2 separate regions of the Homo sapiens genome follow, and region 2 is linked to region 1. A link is a loop called in an ENCODE intact Hi-C map of the cell type or tissue named here. Cell type or tissue: MCF 10A. All regions are shown on one strand.

Region 1 (8,000 bases):
CAACTAACTTACTGTACCAGCTCCCATAAATAATCTATCCACCCTTAGAATAACAGACTTACCTTGGCACTTGGAAAGTACAGGAAATGGCAGCAACTATCATTATTACTTTTATCATTGTCCCTTTCAAAACCCTAATGCACTGGAAACAAGGGAGGATGCAAAGATAATTTTCACTCCTTAAACAGCAGGATGGCAGAGAGGACTGGATACCTCCAGGGTTTTGTGACACTAAGTTTATAAAGACCCTCCCTCTCCAGAAGGGTGGCCTAATGAATCACTGAGCCCTGCTATGAAGAGAAATGTTTATGGTTTTCTGATGCTGCAGCTGGCTAGTTCGATAACACTCTTAAATAACCCCTTTCACCTTTAAAGCCTGATACATTTGCCTCCTGTTTACTGTTCCAGGAGTTCTAAAGCTATAAAAATAACCTCACTTTAAAGAGGCAATACATTTTTTTTTAAAGCATAAAAGTGACTTGGCTAGAGCCTTAGTAATTTAAAGAATAGAAGCCCAGCAAGTACATTTCATTCACTACAGCTCAGTCTTCTATCAGGGAAGAGTTGGACAGTTTTGTCTCTTTTGTTGTAAAGTATAAAGAAGAAAATTGTTTCCCTAGCATCCCCATACTGGGATTGCCCCAGACCTTTCAGACATGGGAGCTCATGCTGAATTTCATTAACTAGGTAACCATTAACTGCTCTGAACCTCTGTATATATAAATTGAAGAGGTTAACATTTTTTGCTCCAGCTTGCCCACCCAGAAAGTTCTAAGATTCTTGACATAAAATTGTTGCCAGGTATGCCCCACACTCTTGTGTTCTTTTAGTCTGAAGATCTGAGGGAAGGAGTAAAATTGGGAGTTCTGCTAACATGCGAGTAGATTCAAGATGATCCAAAATTGTCCCTGATTTTAAGGAGATTGCTGTCTAATTGGGGACATAAGACTGAAATAGAAAACAGTCAGTGTGAAGTTGAGTGATGATTATGGCACACAATTTATAAGTGCTTGTAGAAGATTAGTAGACAGTGTGATTACATCCGTTCAGAAATGGCTTCATGGGGAGCTGGGTAGACAGATGAATGAGTGTTGGACAGATCAAGAAAAAGAAGGTGTTCTATTCAGGATCTTTTTACTGGCAAAGATAAGGAAATGATGTAAGGTATCCCAAGTAAAAATCAAGTTTTAATACAATGATAAGGTATTTTGTGAATTCCAGTTAGGAAAGAAAATACAGCCAAATTTTAGGTGAATAGAAATTGATAACTGGAATGCCGCAGGATCCAGAGGTGAGATCCCCTCCATCCCTCAGAGGATACACAGTTGACTATAGATCCTCAAGTATACCTGCTCAACCTCCTCTCTCTCAGAGGACACATGGAAGAACGACTGCTTACTCTTTATTTTGCCTGGGAGCACACTCAAATGGCAGCTCCAGCCTCTGAATGGTAAAACTCCTCTATGTGGGCAGAACACTACACATCATTTGCTACTAGCCAGTCTTTTGATTGCATCCTCACAAGTTAGGGGACCACTGTGGTTTGTCAGCTATGCCCAAGGGTAGGGTCACATAGTACAGAGGACTTTTCGTTCCAAGGGCTACAGGCAGGACTGTTTATATTAGCAGGAAAAGGTTCCTCAACAAGGAAGACAAACAATACTGCTGGTGCAAAGTGTCACATCAGGTTACAGAAAATGAGGGGCAGAAACACTGAGCCTGTAAAGAGAATTTCCTAGCCCAAGTGAACAGTGGTCTAAGGCAAAGCAAAAAAAAAAAAAAAAAAAAAAAAAAAAAAAAAAAAAAAAGAATTCAACCAGATGAAGCATGGCTTTGAAATTCAAGGAAATGATGAATGATTAGAAAGAAAATAAGCACTGATAATGTAAATAAATAGGATAATGGATTTTGACCATTATGGTGGGGACAATGTTGAAGTCTTGAACTATAAGACATCATAGTTCTGCATGTTGATGAAGTCTCTTGAAATTTAGATCAGGAGGCAATCAAACAGCAATGAGAAAGGAACTCTATACACTGTTCTAATTGACCTTCAGGAAAAGAATTTAGTCCCTTACTGAATTTTGAAACACCACAGCTTGATGAAAAAGATCCTTGGCTCCAGTTTCTAATTTAGCTTTAATATTTGCTAGCAGACATTTTTTTTTTAACCTCTCCTTGTTTTAGTTATTCAATCTGCAAAACAAAAGGACAATGCTTACATTTAAGAGTTATTTTAAGAATTCATACAGTGTGCCTAGGATAGTGTCTGGTATATGGTAGATGTTTTATAAATGTTAATTTCAGTTTTTCTCTATTCCTCTTCAGATCTAGGTCCATATTAATTCTCTTTATCCACTGGAGTTTTTTTTTTTTTTAAACTATGAGTGGCTTAAAACCCATGCCACGCTAAAGATGATGAAAGGGAAGGGTAAGCTTTTTTGTGTGGAGAGGAGGGTTGAGAGGCCGGCAGTGACTCTGAACCAGCAGTGAGGCATTGAGCCATCTATACTCACTGATGACATGGCTATTCTTTTTATTGGGCATACATAAAGAAACGTGACCCAGACTGCAAAGGACCAATTGTGTCACAGCTTCTTTCCTAGAGGATTTCCTTTTTGTACTTTTTATGAGCCCCTACAAATGGAATCAGACGGCATGGCTTTTCCAGACATTTTGTAGAGGAAGATTGATTAAAATTAGTTACAGATGAAACAATGCCCTCTGCTTTTGTCGAGTCCCTTTGTCAAGAAATATATGACAGAAGTGACTAAACTCTTCTTTACCCACACTTTGGCAAAAGCCAAAAGTTGTTTCTCTGTTAATCTGACCTTATCCTTATTTACCAATGAGGCTTTCTTTAGCTTGTTGTTCCCATGGGCTTGAAGTATCACGAGATCAGATTATGGGATGCAGGGAAGGAAAAAGAAGCACCTACCCTCATCTTCTGTTTGTCCCTATGTTCTGCCTATTGCCTCTGCCTCTCCAAGTTACCTCCCCGTAGGCCAGTCTCAGGGCTGTGGCTTTCCCAAGGATTTGCCCATTTTGCCACAGAGAGGGACTTGGACTCTGATAATATTGCCATTAGCAGTGTCAGAAAAGAACCTCTTTCCTTCAGTGCTCTATTCATTCCTCTGATAGAATCTGGGTAAATACAAGTCTCCTTATGCAGAATAAACAGTCCCTGCTGCTCTCTCTGCTTTGGTCTGTTAGTCACTAAATTAAATTCTGCATTGGAAAGAATCAGAAGCCTACAGGTAGCTTAGTTCAGCAAATAATGAGAAAACCAAACTGAAAATCAACATACTTCAATGCTTGTTATATGGATAAATTCTGTGGACGCTGTGGGGGTAATAGTATCATATATAATTTATTCAAAAAATTTGTATTTTGTTTTGTAGCACCTAGATGAAAGCAGGGCTCAATAATTGTAAGCTGGATGAATGGATGCATTTTGAAGACTCCCAAGGAGCGTGGTCACAGCAATGTTAAAGACTTGAACATATAGCTCCTCAAGACACCCAAGTTATATTTTTCTTTAAAAAGTATTTTTTTAAATTATTTATTTCGATAGTTTTATTAAGGTGTAATTTACGTATCTTAAAATTCATCTACTTAAGTGGGCTATTGACTTTGCGATTATTTTTGACCCAACATTTGTTATAATGGAAGGAAGGAAGAATATCTCTCTGACTGAAACTCTAGGGGAGCCTAAGGGGGTTAAATGTTATCATCAAATCTGTCACTCCCCTAGGTTCTGGGGAACATCTTTCAAATCCACTTCATCCTATTTTCATCCTTACAGCTTCTCAGAACCACCTGGGCTGTTTTTCCCCTCTTAGTAGGCTGAGCTTCTGGCAAGAGAGCGTCCCCTGGTGTCGGGTTGTGAGATGAAGGTTGTGGCCATAGTGCATGTGGGATCTTCACTTACATACACTGGGGAGCGTTCTTACCTGAATAACCCAATGGACCTCCATTAGAGGAGTGTGCTTTTAAAGTGCAGATTCCCAGGTTTCACTTTCCAAATGGCTGGTTCTGGAGGGCTAATGTAGGCCCAAGAAATCTGTATTCTAAAGAAGACCCCAAGGGGATTCTGATGCGGATGATCCCTGAAAAATATCTGAGAGCTTCTGAATGACCTTATAGCAATATTGGAAAGGTTATGAGTTGGAAATGTTGACTGCCCTAGTCTAACCAGTTCTAGCTTTAACTACCTAATATGGCCTTTCCAGTGTATCTGATCACACACCCCCATCCCCCGCAACACACACACGTCTACACACAATCTTTATTTTTGACAAAAAGAAAAGACAAGTTGATATGGGTAAGTTAGGAAAAGATAACTTAGAAGTAAAATAAATCATAATTTTCTGGGAAAATATTTTTTAGAACAATGCCATCTTATTTAAATATATATATTTACTTTCAAGGGATACAGATACATATGCATCCACCCTTCCAAATGTTAGCTGAGACCAGATTCTTGCTGAGAAATGAATGAAATGGGAGATTCAACTCTAGTTTAAAACACAAACATTTCCAATGACTAACGGTTTCCTGCCACCTTAGTTAAGGCAGGACTTCCTATTGACAGGAATAATTAGCTTTGGAAATAAAAGTGGAAATGGAAACTAAGGATGCTAGCTGACGAGCCCGCTTTGCATATTTATATATTCTGCCATGTCTTTGCATTGTGCTTTCTGCTCAGGAATAAATTTGCCTTTATTGTTTGTCCCGGCCTACCCCATTCTCACAGAGCTCCTGCCGTGCCAACAGAGATATGAAACAAGGCCAAGTGATCTGCTATTGAAGCTGGAAGAAATATCTCCCTCCCAGTGACCTTCCTAGATAATGAGCAGATATGGTTTTCTAATATAAAGGGAATAAATCAAGGGACCTTTCAGGGAATCAGGGCAATAACAGTGGAGTCCAAGACCATCAATTCCGAAAGCAAAGGGCAGAGGCACCTTTCTTTATAGATCAACATTAGACTAAGGCAAGAAGGGAGACATTCACCCCCAGAGGGGGGGAGGAGTTAAAATAGATCAGCTCTCCCTTCCCCGTGTTTCTCCCACCCTCCCTCTTTGCACTGAGTCCTGAGACTAATATGGGAGAAAATCACACTTTCACAGGATGTCTCACTCGCTGTTATTTTCTATCAGTTGAGTTAATACATAGTTTTGAGAGATGGGTTGTTTGTCTTTGCCTTTAACTCATTATAATTTTTTGGTGTGAATTCAGTGCTAGACCCAGGTGCCAGATTGGTGTCATTCTGCAAACCTCTGTTGATCTGCGGAGCAGCTCTATCCTGCTCTTGGTCTTCATCTGAAACCATTGATCTCTCTCGAGAAGTACCTATTAGGGATAGGGCTAAAAGCGGGGCCAGGAAGAGTTTGGGACCAGGTGGACCACTGGGGGAAGACAAGGTAATAGAGTATGTCTTTCCGTAGACGTACTGCTGTTTGCTGATCCATTTCTTATATATGTAGCACCAAAATACACCAGTGAAAACAAAGGAGAGAGTATGTTTAATTCAAGGAATGACATCCTGGCATATTAAGAATAAACATATAGATAATTTTGATAGAAATAATTGCTATTTGCTGAGGTCTTAGTATGTGATGGGCATTGTGCCCAATCTTTCTGAATATATTAACCTTGAAGAAGGGGTATTATTATCCCCATTTAAAAAATGGGAATATAGAGGCTGTAAGTTTACATGACCTGCTCTGAATTACACAAGTATAGAAAATATTAAGTGAAACATTATATTGAGGGCCGTCTGACCCCCAAAGTCCGTTGTTTTAAACATGCATCTATGCCACAGGAAAAGTTGTCAGTAAATGGTCTAAAAAGGAGGTGCAGAGAACTGGGAACTACTGCCCAGAGAGGCTCAGTCTTTTTCTGGACCTTATGTAGGAACCAGTTTTTTGGACCAAAATCTTGGTCAAGGGGAGATGGCATTGAGGGCCTGGCATTTTCAAATACTACGTGGTGCATGTCAGATTTCAGAAATTTTATTTAAATCCCACCTCCCGATTTTATCTGTGAAGAAACAGACCTAAAGGGGAAAATGGATTGTCCAAGGCTGAGCCGAAATTGTAACTCAGGTCTTTGGTGTATAAGCCTCTCCTACTGGTAGCCAGTCATTATTTGGTGGCAGTTAAAACATCTTGTTAACGCAGTAAGATCTATTTAGCTCATCTTTCCCATGACACCTGGAGAACCCCAGGCACTTGGTCTCACACAGGCTGTCAGCAATAGATTTGGGACAGAAACTCACAGCCCAACACCATGGGCACCAGAGCACATCTGGTCTAAGATACTCTGATGTCTCTCTTTCAGGTAGAGAATACAGCTCCCATTCTTTGATGTGCTAAGAAGCCAGGGCAGTGCAGGATAGTGACCCATTTGGTTCCTGTTGGGGCTTCTTGTGGTTATGCCTCTCACCTAGTACTTCATCCCAGTAAGGGCCTCCCCTCTGCCTCTTTTCTCCCTTCCCTGAAGTCTGTTCACCACACTGTAGCCCAAGAGAGTTTTCACAACACACCTGGTTATGTTTCGCTCTTATTGACAAGATGAAGTAGACTCCTTCCGCACATCCTTCTTCACATGACTTATGCATGACCTTGTAAGAAATGGTTGTTTCTTGTTCTGTAAACCCATCCATATTGAAAAGGTTTTATTTCTTCAAACATGACATATGTCTCTTGCCTCTGAGCCTTTAACCTTGCTATTCCCAGTTCCTAAATCTTTGTATGTCTGGCCCAAGTCCTGGTCATTCCTGAGGTCTCAGTATAAACATCACTTCACTCAGTAAGTTTACCCTTGATTTTTTTATTTTGGGTTCAGAACATACCTTGCACAGAGCTCAGGCCTAGACTTATCACCCCATATTATAATTCCCTGATCGTGCACATCAGCCTCCACCGATAGACTGTGAGGTCCCAGGAGCTGGTAACCATGTTTGTCTGATTTACATTATATCCCCAGTGCTTAGGAGAAGGTCCAGCACAAAATAGGTACCAAACAAATATTTCTTCAATGAAGCACTTATTGGATGTTTTGTGAACACATCCTTTCTCTTCTGTGTATTTTATGGCAGCCACTGTATCTAGTGTTGGTCATTAAATGGAGAGGAAATTAGTATGACGCTGGCCCCCTAAAGACTTCAGTCTATTGGCCGAAACACATGTAACTATGCAACAACATAGGCACACACAAACAATATAACTATAAATTCTGATAAATATTCTATGTAAACATTACAAGAGACCCTATTACATGGTGACCTAAACTTTTTCAATCATAGATTACCTTCTGATACTGTTTAACTATTAAGGAATTGATAAGATCGCATGAAAAAATATTCAGTAACTCAGCAATTAAGTGGCATGCTCATTTCCATAATGGAAACTGGAAGTGAATAGGGATGATACCACCAATGTCTCAGCTTCACAGCCCCCCGAGCATATGCACCCCAGGACTCTAGAGGGATCACTTTTGCCCTTCCGCCTTTAAAAGAGCATGGGCCCCAAATATAGGCCATGATTTCATGCTGCTTTTCCTTAGAAATCCATGGCCATGAGAGGAGAATGTAAGAGTATTTTCCTGCCTCAAATAATGCTTATTAAGGAGTTTGTAAAAATATTTGAAAGAAAACAGTAATAGCCCATGTCTCCATTGTCTAGATGGTTGCTGATGACATTTTGTAGATTAAAGTAATATACAAACTTAGTTAGAAAATTAAACTGACAGATAAAAATTGAAATAAATAAAAATAATAAAACATACAAAATTGCAAAATGTCTAAGTATGAAAGTCTAAAAAACACGAAGTGAAATTTCTTGCCAAAGGCAATAATTCTTTTCTTTTATTATTATACTTTAAGTTCTAGGGTACATGTGCACAACGTGCAGGTTTGTTACATATGTATACATGTGCCATGTTGGTGTGCTGCACCCATTAACTCGTCATTTACATTGGGTGTATCTCCTAAT
Region 2 (8,000 bases), 630 kb before region 1:
CTGGCTATTTGATAGTGGCTCTGTGTCTTCAGCCTTGGACCCTTGGGGGAGGTGAGTCTGCACTCTGCCTTGGCAAGGAGTCCAGAAGGAAGAACTCAGAGGTGTCACTTCCAACTGAACTTGTGGGAGGTGGCCTGCGTCTTCTACTCTGGTCTGCTTGTGTGTGCCTGTCTGCAGAAGACATTCTCTGTTGCAGATCTAGTGGGACTCCTAGAGCGCCCTGCATTTGTGAAAAACAATAGGAACTTAGCTCCTTATGGCCCAAATGCTGACTCAATATCAATATGATGTAGATATTGTACTTCCATGATGGGAGTCCCTTTCCAAGATTTTAACCTCTAAAACAAAAAGAAGTTTGGGAGATTCCAGGAAGGGTCTTTTTTTCACCGATGTCACAATTCCATGCATATGAATCCTGTTGAAGTTGTAGGCCTTGCTGGCTTAAGGGTTCCACATAGCAGAATGTGGCCGATAAAACAACTGTATGCTAGCTGAGCTTGGTGCAAATGACAACCCACACCATGCTTGCCCACTTCAGAACTGTTTGCATGCATGGGACAATTCGTATCCTATAACGAGATGCTGAGGTCCAACGCTACAAGTCTGTTTCTCAGTGAATTCACTTGGAGCCTCGTTCTGATGAGATTCACTGTCAGAGTAGCCTGAGCTGTCAGTGAATTTGACTCTTTTGTTAGAATGTCTTTATTGAACTTCATGATAGGCTCTCATGTGAAAAGGGCTGAAAAAATTGTGGCTGCTAGTGGTGCTAACTGTTCACCACTGGGTTATGGATAAACACTGCCTGGCACCTCAAGTAAGGAAGACCTGAGGTAATATCTTGACTGCTAAAAAATAGCTACTGGGATCTCAAAATGACACAATGAGACCACTTTTGTTTTCCTAAAAATATCCCTCTTGAAGGATGTTTGAGCCATCTAGGTAGCATTGTGACATCCATCTTGCTTCCAGTCCCATGATGCAGGGGAGTACCATAAAGTCACAGTGGTGGATTGTGACTGTGAAGATGAAATTTTGACAGCAACATCCACTTTATTCTAGTCTAGACCTGCCTGGTAAAAAGCAGTACCACTAGGTTGTGCTAGAGTATAAACATAGCACGATGTGCATTTCCTGGCAAATCTTTACTTTATTGGCTATTTCTTTCTTTCTTTTTCTTAAGAAAAAAAATTATCTGTTCTCTGTAACTTAGAAGAACATATCAGAAATATCATTGTGATCACTGTTGTTTGAAAAGAAGGGCCTTTGAATGACAATATTGTGATTTTTGTAAAGGCCGGAGGTAGTGAAATGCTCAGAATTATTTATACTTACTCCCAGATACCGCTTAGTCACCTTCCAACATCTGGTGCTCTGGGATGAGGACTACTGCTCCTCTTCAGTCTTCTCATTGGTGCCTCATTTTCTGTCTGACTTGTCAGCACTGGAAAGCTCAAGGCTATCTCTCGGGTTCTCTTTCTTCTCTTCTCTGTGTACTTTCCTAGGGCATCTTCCTCAGTCACATACCATGTGTATGTTAAGGGCAATGATGCCCCAGCTATATCTCTGGTCCTGACTTTTCCATGAAACTCCAGACTCATCTCTCCAGGATGACCAAACATTTCAGCCTTCTGGGACAGCTCTGCTTTATACCTACTCTCCTGTTATAATTATTAGTAGGGCTCATTTCTCTCTCAGAAGATTTCAGTCATGTCATCCTATACATGAGGTTGGTATTTAAGTCAGATCATGTCACTTTTCCAACTAAAATTCTCTTATAGGAAGGAAAGTAAATAATTGAGAACAATAATAAAATTGACTGTATCACTAAAATAGGCAGGGAACCTAGAATTTATTGAGTGCCATTGTGCTATGTTATTTGCATTTGTTCTCTCATTTAATTTAAAATTCATCTCAACTCTGTTTTGTGAGTATTGCTCTAGGTGATTTCAGCTACAGCAAAACACAACCAACCAACCAATCGAGAACAAAAATGTAAGGCTCAGAAAGATTAAAATAACTTGCTTAGGATTACACAGCCAGTAAAGTATTAGAGCTGGGTTTGAATCTTAGTTCTCTCTAGTGCTAAAGCTGAAGGATTATGTGTTTGTTTTTTTCCAATTACTTTGTTGATGTGATGGCTAATGTGTCAGCTTGAGTGGGCTAAGGGATGCCCAGGTAGCTGGTAAAGCATTATTTCTGGCAGGGTGTTTCTGGGAGAGATGAGCATTGGTTCAGTAGGCTGAGTAGAGAAGATCCACTTTCATCATTGTGGGTGGGCATAGTCTAATCTGTTGTGGGCCCGAATACAACACAAAGACAGAGGAATGATGAACTTACTCTCTCTTCTTGAGCTGGGACATTGGACACTTACTCTCTCTTCTTGACCATCTCTTGGTTCTCTGGCCTTCACACTATGGGACTTACACAAGCAGAGCAACCCCTACCCCTGATACCTCAGGTCTTCACACTCAACTAGGAGTTACACAGTCAGCTTCCCTGGTTCTTAGAACTTTGGACTTAGACTGAATTCTATTGGGTTCTCTAGGTTGCAGATGACAGGTCATGGGACTTCTCACCTCCATAATTACATGAGCCAATTATCACAATAAATCTCTCTCACTGGTTCTGATTCTCAAGACAACCCTAATACAGTTGGTAACCAAGCATCTTTCTTCATCTGGCCTCAGAAACACCTTTCTTTTCTTTTCTTTTTTTTTTTTTTTAACATGTTTTCGTGTTACTTAGGCCAGTTGCTTAGTGATCTATCAATGGTCATCATCAAAGTCTTGTTGAAGAGTTTTCCTGTGTGATTGTATTCATTAGAATTAGATTTGGCTATGGCTCATGGGAACTAAAATCACTATTTTATTCCTTTTTACATAAAGAAATCTGGAGGTGAGTGTTCTGGGGGTCCACACTCATGGCTCTGGTTTCCCTCCATCCTGATGTGATGCATGATTACCTGCCTTGAGAACACCCCGGGCTCTGGGATGGCTGCTGGGAATCCCCGCTAAAATTGGTCTGTTACTAAGGAAAATGGGGAGAAACCGGCAGTCTGCTCTCCTGACCAACTTTTTTTTCCCTTTATTTCTCAGTATTTGAGAATTTGTTTTTCAGAAGAAGTCTGAGTGTGTAAGGAATAAAGCCTAAAATGAGGTCTATTTGGCATCTGATTGACCTACCTGTAATTTCCAATTTTCCCTGTGTGACTATTGTGTTGAGCAAGTTTTGTAACTTCTATGACCTAGATACTTTACACAATTATCTCATTTAATTCTCACTAAAGACTCCAAAGTAAGAATTATCTCTATTTCACAGATGAGGAAACCAAGGCTCAGAATGTGTTTTTAGTGCATATCAAGCAATGTATAATGTGCAATGATTAACACTTCACGTGTGCACAAGAGGTATTCAAAACTCTTCTTGACCTGTTTTAATCAAAAGTTTCCCTCCTGATCATCAAATGGGACACGTCATCCTTCATATTTTTTCTTTTTCTGGGTTTTCACAGAAAAAGTAACAACAACAACTAAGCTTAATGTAATTAGAGATGATAGAAGAACATCATGGTTTTAACAAATTCACATGCCTGAAATCCAACCCCAGGACCTGTGATTTGGTGATTTGGATTGGTGCGGGAATCTGTAGTTTAGAAAGGTTATGTGTAACTCCATTAGTGAGCTTCTGGCACAAGAAGAATAACTGTCAAGACTTGCTCTGCGGATCTTAGTTTGGTATCTTCTTGATTTGAAAAGTCTCTGCTTATTCCAGTGTTTGTGCTGTCACATTAAACTGCTATCTCTGAATTTCTTGTTACACTGACATTGTTACCGTTCTCCTGGGTGTCAATATAATGTTTCTACTCAGAAAATCTCTCTTTCAAGAGATGGCCCTCACCTTTTCCCAGGTGGACTCAGTTCCATTTTTAAAGGTGCTGCCAAGGGCTTTAAAAGCAAACTCTCATTTGAGGTGCTGGGGAGCCCTAGTTCATCTTGTCTTTCTCCCTTTGCTTCTCTCTGGAGTAAAGGCTGGCAGAGGAGAATGAGAATAAAATTATTAAAAGTCCAAATTGGCAGGTAGGATTTCAAAGAACAAAATTAATTGTATTCAAGACACGTCTCCCCTCTGTTTATGCTCACAAAATGCTGTCTTTGCAAGAACTCTGCAGCACCACGTACACTGTTGGCCCTCTGCGAATCAGCACCAATGACAACATTATAATTACACTTCAAAAAAAAAAAAGGCAATGAGAAGTTGCATCTTAAATTTCCTTTATTTGGTTGCTCTAGGAGCTTCTGTTTGAGTACAGCATTGGAGAGCAGGTGCAGAGGTTAAAAATATGCTCATAAAAATCTAGAACCCAGTGTCTTTTTGTTACATTCATAATAAATAAGAATGCTTTCCTGGAGGCTCAGCCATTAAGGGAGGTGATGGGGCAGGAAATAGGAGTTCTTCTCTTGGATTCTGTTTATAATGCAGTCAAACAAGGGTAAGGAGGCTTAGCTAAAGCTTTTTTTGGGTGGGGTGGGGTGGTGGGACTAGCAGGCAAATTTGTACTAATAATTAACCATGAGCCTGTCAATTTCTCGTCTATTGTGCGAAAAAGTGTCTCTTGGCATAAGCATAATAATAGCAACTCCCATTTATGTAGCATCCACTGCTTACCAGACAGGGTACCAGGAACTTTACAGACATGATTTCAAGCTGCCACAGCAAAATTGTGGGTGAGTATTATGTAATACTCTGAGAGTCTCTGAGAGGGCACACAAGGGGTGCATAGCTAGTAAGTGTCAATACCAACATTTAAACCCACAGGGTCCAAAGTGCTTGCTCCTTTCTCTAGATTATTGGCTTGATTAGGACTCATTTGGTTGCAAGTAACTAAAGCCTACTTCTGAATTTCAACCAACTCAACTTAAACCACACTCTGGGTTTAGTAAAGCTAATATAATTCAATTTCAGTTTACATATAAAAGAGAATTTATCACAGAGATGCAAAGGTTTCTCATCAGACACTAAAGTGAGTCTGTGTCTCCTGAGTGAACTGGAACCAGTGCTTAAGTGTAGGTAGGACTCCTGCAGATTTTTGTCTTTGCTTTTTTTTTTTGGCACACCTCAGTTCACTTTTCCTTCTTGCTACTGATGGGCTTCTTCTGGCTCCTCTCTCAACTATCCCCACATCCTGCAAATACTGCCAACGGTTGCTGAGTTCAGCAGGACACAGTCAAGGCACCTGAAGAGACACCAGATTCAATAGTCGTGATAAGTGGACTGATTGGCCCAGCTTAAATGATCTGCCCCCCCGGACCCATCAACTGGGGCCAGTGGGGAGGTTAAAACTATAGGAACATGATGGACCCCACAATGGCTAGGTGGTATAAAAATGGAAGAGCATATCTCAGAAAAGTAGTTTGTGTGTGTGTGTGTGTGTGTGTGTGTGTGTGTATGTATTTGCACGTTTGTCTGTATGTGGAAACTAGTAGATAAAAGTTGTCCAGTATGACTGTGCAGACTGCAAGTATCTCCTGGTTGTGGGGTCCTAGTAGCTGCATAGTTTGCCACACATCACTTTTAATTCTATCCTTGTGGATGGCTCCCCACAAGGGACAAAAGTAGAAAGATTCGAGTGGTGCCTGAAGAAAGCCAAGGAAGAAAAGAATTTGTCCATAATCTGTTCTTAGCATCAAATCTAAATGTCTGTTAACTATTTACAAACTAACTCGATTTCCATTCATTCATGTACACATTATTCATTCATTCTCGCACTCATTCATCTACTCATTCATTCAAGTACTCATTATTCATTCGATATACTGAACACAAGAAACAAAGCCTCAAATATAGAGGCTGCCATTGCCTATAGGATAAAATCTAAACTCCCCATTAAAATCTAAACTCCCCATCCTGCCTTCCCAGGTCATCTTTTGCTTTCTCCTGCATGTACTTGGGGCTGTAAGATATGTTGCAATGTTCTTTTGCCTTTTTTACTTGATAGATGAACACCTATTGGCTTTAAGGCAAAGTTCCAGTATTCTCTCCCCAGCCTTGTCTTTGCAACACTCTCCTTGCTCTTAATGCAAAGCTAAGTCACTCCTAATGTTCCCATAGTACTCAGTGAGCCTGTCTCCAGGATGCCCATTAACCTACAGTGTACTTGTCTGTCAGTGAAAAGATGGTGTCCCCTCCTGGAGACACTTTGTCAAATGCTAAAAAATTGTATTAAGCATGCAAATCAATACTGATTGTGATGGTAGATGTGCCCTCTTAGACCTGGCCCCATGGAGAAGAGCACAAGGTGCATGGGTAGATGCAGTGGCTGTGAACCACCTCCACTGCACAACAGCCTGCGCTTTTCTGTTTGTGTGTCTGTCTCCACCATTGTGCCACTGGCACAAATTGTTTCTCACTAATTGTGGATCCCTAGTGACTAGCAGAACTCTTGGCACATTTTTGGTTCTCAATAAAGGTATTTTGGTTCAATGCAAAAATGAGTAAAATATAAGACAAGAGTATTAATTTCTCTAGAAATACCCCTTTGGCATAATAAATGTGTTTCTGGTTTCTGCCCCAAGGATAAAAGAAACTTTTGGGCTCATGTATTTCCTACTGCCTACTTCCCTCTCCTTTTCCCTTTAAGTTCTTGTTTGCTTTTATGGATTTTTTTTTTTTTTAAGATGGAGTCCCGCTCTGTTGCCTAGGCTGGAGTGCAGTGGCATGATCTCAACTCACTGCAACCTCTGCCTCCTAGGTTCAAGTGATTCTCCTGCCTCAACCTCCTGAGTAGCTTGGACTACAGGCATGTGCCACCATGCCTGCCTAATTTTTATATTTTTTAGTAGAGACAGGATTTCGCCATGTTGGCCAGGCTGGTCTCGAACTCCTGACCTCAGGTGATCTGCCCGCCTCAATCTCCCAAAGTTCTGGGATTACAGGTGTGAACCGCTGTGCCTGGCCCACTTTTATCATTTTTTATTATAGAAAGGGTCTATGGTCATTTTAGAACAATTGAAAATTGAATAAGCAAAAATAATTTGTCATTTTACTATTAAGAATAACAACTATTAATATCTACTTTCCCAGATATTTTTCTGTGCCAAAAATATACACCAATGTGGGTTATTTTTAAAATGAATTTAATCATCCCCTTTAAATAGAGATTAGGCAAATATGTAAATGTAAAAATCACAAAGAAATAGGTCTAAGAGGGACCTTATTTAAGATTAGAGTTTCAAACAGTGGTGCTTGCTACTTTGGGAGATGCTAAGTTCCTTGTCCCTGGATGTATTTTAAAAACCAAAAAGATTAGAAACTTCTTCATTTGCAAGTTGTAGGGGTGATTCATGTACTCGACAATAGTCATATTAAAGAACTGAAGTCTGAGTTTCTGATTCATTTGGAGAATCCTCATGGATTCTAAGAGGAACCCACGTTTCTAAAAGTGTCTGCTGTGTTGAGAGCCAGAAGGCCTAGCATTCTGTAGCCCTGTCTCAACCAGCATAATCCTGAAAGGCAGCCTCTCAGAGGTTAATCTTTGAACACACTCTTAGGTTTACTTAGGCTTTTCAGGTTGACAGATGAATTTTCGTTCCACAGTGTGGTATAGTTCAGTGTTGCCTAATGTAGTCATTGTGCAATTAGCATTAAATTAGTTATAAGATAAAATGAAACAAATTTGGCTTTTTGAAAAGGAGGACTTTCATACAAGGCCAAACTTAAGGGAAAGAAAGCCAGAGAACATTTCAACTCAGAAAGCAATTTGCTTTGCACAAGGAAGTCGGAAAATTACAGCCCATCATACCTAATTACTACACACATTTGCGTTTGAATGTGCGCTCTCCCTCCAAGGAACTGTCTCCAAGTTTCTTCCCCTTCACCTCTCAGCAGCCAGAATCTACTGCTGATGGAAAATAGTCATTGGAGCAACAGGATATTGTCCATTTCCCGACATGGTCACAGGAGGTTCTGACAGATTGAGTGTTGTACAGGGTCCTGTTGCAAAC

The links. Peaks named below come from ENCODE experiments on the same cell type or tissue, not always from the same donor. Only the 100,000 strongest peaks of a DNase experiment are listed, where the experiment ranks them.
Region 2: a loop joins it to region 1, with 4 times the contacts of the local background. A loop is called at or near these places in 2 of 110 quality-filtered maps.

Annotation. Positions count from the first base shown.
Region 1 is chr15:86,739,614-86,747,613 of GRCh38, forward strand. The region is part of intron 22 of AGBL1 (AGBL carboxypeptidase 1); the gene reads left to right. Among named protein-coding and RNA genes, the nearest start is that of AGBL1-AS1, 430 kb to the left of the region's middle. In MCF 10A, a CTCF peak has its summit at 3,870 (motif pointing left); a DNase peak (open chromatin) is centred at 3,878.
Region 2 is chr15:86,114,244-86,122,243 of GRCh38, forward strand. All of the region lies in intron 1 of AGBL1 (AGBL carboxypeptidase 1), which reads left to right. LINC01584 (long intergenic non-protein coding RNA 1584) reads right to left here and starts at 2,474. Exons shown (of 6, transcript NR_120368.1): 1 at 2,372-2,474. RefSeq lists an enhancer at 7,991-8,000. In MCF 10A, no CTCF peak of the experiment used is centred here; no DNase peak of the experiment used is centred here.